2 separate regions of the Homo sapiens genome follow, and region 1 is linked to region 2. A link is a loop called in an ENCODE intact Hi-C map of the cell type or tissue named here. Cell type or tissue: natural killer cell. All regions are shown on one strand. Each heading gives the region's core, and the rest is flanking DNA. Links, peaks and the distances in the headings are about the cores only.

The links. A loop is a pair of places that touch in the nucleus more often than their neighbours do. Peaks named below come from ENCODE experiments on the same cell type or tissue, not always from the same donor. Only the 100,000 strongest peaks of a DNase experiment are listed, where the experiment ranks them.
Region 1: a loop joins it to region 2, with 4 times the contacts of the local background. A loop is called at or near these places in 1 of 110 quality-filtered maps.

What each region holds. Positions count from the first base shown.
Region 1 is chr18:69,720,770-69,723,696 of GRCh38, forward strand. The region is part of intron 5 of DOK6 (docking protein 6); the gene reads left to right. Among named protein-coding and RNA genes, the nearest start is that of CD226, 230 kb to the right of the region's middle. In natural killer cell, for the core only: no CTCF peak of the experiment used is centred there; no DNase peak of the experiment used is centred there; H3K27ac peaks cover 447 bases.
Region 2 is chr18:69,933,848-69,936,774 of GRCh38, forward strand. All of the region lies in intron 2 of CD226 (CD226 molecule), which reads right to left. Among named protein-coding and RNA genes, the nearest start is that of CD226, 13 kb to the right of the region's middle. RefSeq lists enhancers at 1,325-2,524, 1,911-2,130. In natural killer cell, for the core only: no CTCF peak of the experiment used is centred there; DNase peaks (open chromatin) are centred at 1,204, 1,734 and 2,504; H3K27ac peaks cover 2,500 bases.

The DNA of each region.
Region 1 (2,927 bases), core at 316-2,815, 210 kb before region 2:
AGACAAGTTTTATTTTTATCAAAATAAAACGAAAAAATTCTCTGTAAGGCAGTTCAAAAGTGATCATTTTCATCAAATGTAGCTACTTTAAAATCTAAAGAGATGAAATATATGGATTCCTACATAGAAGACTAAATACAACCAGAACGGAGGGAATTTTTTACTTTCCTACTAAAATGCCTTATATACAGCCCACCCAAAAAGGATATTTGTAGGTTAAATCTTGACTTTATCATTTTTATTATTAATGTTGTTTGTGTTCACTAACATAAAGCTTACATAAAAATTCCAAGTCTTGCCTTCTTCAGTTCATAAAAAAGAAGTAGCTATCCTCACATACCCATGATTATATACAAATGTTAGATGAAAGGTTCCCTTTTGTATTATTGTCAGGAGCTCCCTGCGATAAAATGTTATAGAATATATACCTAATGTCCTTCTCTGAAAGTTCTTTTCTCCTACTAACATATGTGTTCCTGGCACATAATAGGCCCCAAGAAATATATGCTTAATTATTTGAAGACATGCATAGCCTAAGCTAACTATTTACCTGAAGAGCGAGAATTTTATTCTGGCTTATTCCCTCTTCAAACAGCAGGTGCTTGATGAAGTACTCAGCAGAGATTCCAAGGCAACTGGCTATAGATCTTTAACAAAAAATAAACATCAAAATTTCCATAAAAATATGCTTATGACAATATAAATTATAAAAATAGGAACAATCATGTTTTGGTTGTCAAAAACAAAATTATAAGTTTAATTTATTTTCTTCAATCACATTGTGCTATTGTTTGCAGTACACATTCAGGTGCATTCTTTAACTGCAATAAGCATTTTCCTCTCTGTGTCTTGACACTAGTCATCCATCAGAAAATGCTAATTATATTAGTTCTTTCATAAGCTGTCTCCCTTGGAAGGAATTTTTAAAATGCAGTAGAAGCACTATTATGAATTTACTTAAAAGTATAATATTTCATACATTAATGAGAATAAAAATTATAGAAACTTACTGAAGAATTATTTTTCTTCCAGTTACAAAAGACAACCTAAAAAAATAAATAATTTAAACAGTGCTGTCTTTTTAAATAGAATGAAGCTAAAGGATCATTGAAAGTTTATTCTCCGTAAGGCAAACTGTGAATATACCATATAAAACCTGTTTGCTCTGTCTTTAACGAAAAGCCTTAATTAATAAGAGAAAATTTAGACTGCAAAGTGTCACTTCCAGAGTTTGTATGGATTTGGAATATTATGATAACTCGTGGGAAACCGAAACCTCCCTCAAAAAAGACGTGGTGTTATTTCCAACCTCTTTTCAATGGAAATCTTAATTCCATATTATAAAATGAAATCATATGTTTGGGTCTATGTGTCACTTTTGATCACTGTTTGAAGAGCTTTGATATTCTTAATACATTCTTCAGGGAGGAAAAGGATGCTAATACTATTCGCATTTACACCTTTGAACTTTTAGTTCATATTTATAAGAGAGGGTATTATCCCAGTAAGTTATTATTCTTATCTCCAAATGAGTGCTTTCGAACAGCCTAGCAACTCCTCATTAGTGTGGGGGACATCCTCATTAAGTGTAAGCCTACTGTTTCAGCCTGGACATGTTTTTCCTTTGATCTAGAACTAGAAGGACATTAATGACCAAGTTTTAGAGACAGCTACTATATCCTCTCCCCAAAATGCCCATCGCTTTGGTGCCTGTCTCAGAGAGGCTTGTAGAAGTCAGCTTCCCAGGGCAAAGCACCAGATAGACAAGACAAGGAAGGACAGAGAGTAGATATCAGGGCACAGTCAAGGTCAGTCAAGGTCACGTAAGTCATTATTCACGCAACCCTGAATATAAACCTCTATCTGTGGAAACTGAATCCAGTATGCTTTTGTTCAACTCTGAAATTTAAATTGTAAATTAGATTTTCTTTGTCATGTGTTTGCATTAACAGCAAAATACTTCATATCTCTAAAGTTAAATTCAGTCACATTTATGTTAATTTAAAATATTAACAAATAATCAGCACCAAAATCAAAAATAACAGCCCAGGATCCTGAGGGAATAGATAGCATTCCTTTAGCTACTAGTAAGACTGGTTTAAAATGAACCCTGCAATAACTCAAAAATACTAAAGAAATTAGAAATATTCTCTAAAAGAAATTATGTTTTCTTACTCTTTGTGCTAAGGAAAATTCATGTTTTAAAAAGAGCCCCAGAGAAAAATCCATAAAGTCAGCCAAATGCAAAATCAGAAACTAAGTCTTTTTTATTTATTCCAATCCTAATCAACTATAAGTATTTTTATATTGCATTTATATTAAATATGCCGAAAGCTGACAATAGGTATAGGAATGGGTTATTTTGCCTGCAATGCTAACTACATCATCTGCATGCTCTGCTGCACTAAATGTAATGAAACTTGGTCTAGGTGGAAGATAGCACAGCCCCTGAGAACAAGAATGAATTCAAGAAGGCAACATTACTGGAGCTATATAATCAACACCTTCCACTGCACAAGAAACAGGTTGAGAAATGACCTTTACATGAGCTAGTGAAATAGCAAAGTGTTTTTTGTTCCCTTCTCCATTGTTGTCTGTGTTGGTGAAAGCACAGGCAGATTTCCTCCATGGAAAGCTGCCACTTTACCAGGGGAAGCAGTTTTTCACAGGCAAACTCTCTGATGGGGACAATTGCTAGTTTGATAGAACACACGCTCGGGTGTGATTGGGCCTGTCAGGGGTATTGTGGGTCACAGTCTAAGAACAGGAAACACCATCTCTAAACATAGAAAATGCAACACCATTGGGGAAGGTGGCAGAGGCCAATGATATTCTAAAGCACAGCAGGAAAATATTTGCAAAGGAGCATGTTTTAGCTCTCTAGGCAGTGTAGTGCTCCTGTGAAACCATTGCTCATAATCACACTG
Region 2 (2,927 bases), core at 311-2,810:
ACAATGTGAGTAGTTGAAAATATTTTCATCTTATTAAATGTTTGCTCTTTCCAGAAACATTTATAGGATTTAAAGAGAATAAAAGGAAGAAGTTACAAGCCCTATGTTAAGTATTCTTTATTTCACTTAAATGAGCAACTATGTTTCTTAAAAGATAATAAAGAGGTATTTTGAGAAATCTGATGTCAGGAGTTAATGGGACTTTACAAAGGATCTCTTTTGGAGACATATACTAACATTACCAATACAACAACTGAATTCTTTGGCTGTTTCTCACATGAAAAAGGTATACATTCAACTAGAGCTTCCAGTTTGCAAAGAGAAATAAATGTATCCTATTAGTGAAATGAATTAGGTAAATGACTTAAAATTTGCTATAGTCTCGGGTTCTTTATATATCATGAAGGAAATGATCCTGTCCACACAGAGGATACACACACACACACACACACACACACACACACGCACGCACACCCCTTCACTAAGCAATTCTGGAAATATCGGTGTTGGTAGCATATAGAATTTTATGTAGCTGGCCAAGAATTGGAACAAGTATGTTCTTAAGAGCCTGTCTGCTAAAATGAGAATGTTAAGTTTCTTAGGATTCTGCTCATTAAATGGTGCAGCTAAATGCTCCCAGAATTAATGCCCAGATTTTATTCTGTTTGGCCACGGTCACCACTGTGTGCAGATATGATGCACATAGCTATTTACAACACTAGTAAGTATGAATATTGTGTTTTACACCTCCATCCTTGGAAGTCTTCTTATATCAGTATTCTATGAAACATGGCTCTTTCTCTCGAGGCAGATTACAAAGAAGATTTTTTTAAAGTGTAAGTTGGTTAAATAGCTGAAGTCAGGAAAAATTTTCTCACATTAAGAGTTATTGGATTGTGAATAATCTCTCAAGGGAAGTGCCAGAAGCCCCATCAACTGAGTTATTTAATTAAAACTGCTCAGGAGTAAGTAGAAGAGATGTTGCCTGAGGGAATAATTTCACACTGATCCCTGAAGGATTGACTTGATGGTCTTGAAATTCTTAACAGTTTCAAAATCTTAAATGTCTTCAGAAATAGTCTCCTACCATTTTCTCCACGGAAAGAAAAAGCCATTCTGCCTGCAACCTCCTCTCCCTATAAAACCAAACAAAAACAAAAACCAGCAACAAAAACCATAACTTAGAAACCAGATCTTTTTATCGACGCTACCTAAACCATCACAGGACAGCATTAACTCAAAGATAAAGCCACAGAGGAGCTCCAAGCATCAGTAAAAACTGAGAGCTTTACCAGCTAAGAGCTTTTGGACTTTCTTCAGTTACTTATTTTCTTTTTGTTTGCTTTTGAATATCTCAAATCTCACATTTTTTATTTTACAAAATGCAATTTATAATGTTACTTTCAGTTAATAATGTGATCTGTTAAGAGGTAAATTCCTATAAGGCCTTTTTGAAGGTCACTCACACCTACTCACTAATCCTATAAGGAAGTTTCCCAGAGCAAGTGCTGGAGAACAATGCCCACTATCTGCAGCTCTCAACCTTTGAAGTGAGGAATTTTTTAAAAGATCACAGAAGCCGAGATGGTCTGAGGAGGAGTCTCAACGTGTGTGGGCTGAACATGTTCCACAGTTATTTGACAGGCATTGAAGGCTATAGGACACCAGCTCTTACTCATGTGTGAGGCCACAGTCCCCACGCTGCATTGGCACCCACACACCACCAACACCCATTCTGAAGAGGAAATGTATTCCTCATGTTGTGGTTGGCAGCCGCCTTCAGTGCTGGGTAAACAGCTGTTGTGGTAAAGGTGTGAGTTGTCTTGATCACTGAGAGTTGAAGGAGGAAAAACCAAGAACTGTGTAGTTTCCAGCTATACTCACAGAATGTTCTGAGGTCACAGGAGAATCAGTGTCCGAAGCTTCAGCTGTAGCCCATTCTCTATCAATTCAGCCAAGCATACCCCTACTCTACAATCATCTTGAAAATATAAATACCTACAATAAGAAGGGTACAGTTTCAAGTTTACATAGGTAGTATAAATAAACAAAATGGCTGCACACAAAGATGGCAGCCAATTCCACTCCCTGCTCTGGCTCGCCTGACTGCATTTGACAACAAGCCCAAAGTAAAAGTTTCCTCTGGATTTTGCTACAGCTCAGAAGTGTCAAAGACTGGGGTGTCTCACGGGGCATAAAGGAGGTGAAGGAGGTAGAGAGAAACCCAGGCATCGAGACAGACGGACAATCTCAATCCCCAAAAATCCAAGCCTGTACCCGTGCCTGTACGTGAATTCCACTGTATCAGCCATTCGATTATTGAATTCAATTGTGTATATAAATTTAGTATTATCTGGCTTTAGAGAGTTTTTAAACTTTCTCTTTTTTTTTGATTTTTGATTACAGAGCTTTGCCTGAAAGCCTGAGGGTTGATTCCCACAGTGACATGTGTTCTTGTGCCTGTTCCTTCCTGGGCTTAGCACAGGGAAAGCACGTGGATAAAAACAACCTTGGCACACGTTCTGGTAACCATCCACTTTCAGTTTCCCATTTACTTCACCCTTGAGAAGTGCAGTGACCATAACCTTGCTTTCTGTGAGTCTTAAAATGTTTTTTATCGTCTGCCTTCTTTATATACTATTTTATTTCATTACGGAGTGAGATTTTTAAGCCTTTAAAATGTTTCTGCTTCATCCCTTGTGGATTCCTTATAGGTACCATTTAGTATTTTTTTCTTTAAATGAAAAACTGCTAAAATGTAACATTTTTTAGTCTTGTGTGTGTGCATGCATACACACACACATGGATATATAAAACCTTTATGACTTATTTCTAATCTCACCAGAATGGGCCTGAAGAGAGAGCTTATGGCTTCATTCTCTAATCAGTTGACTTGGAATGACTTTTTTTCTTATTTCTCCATCTGA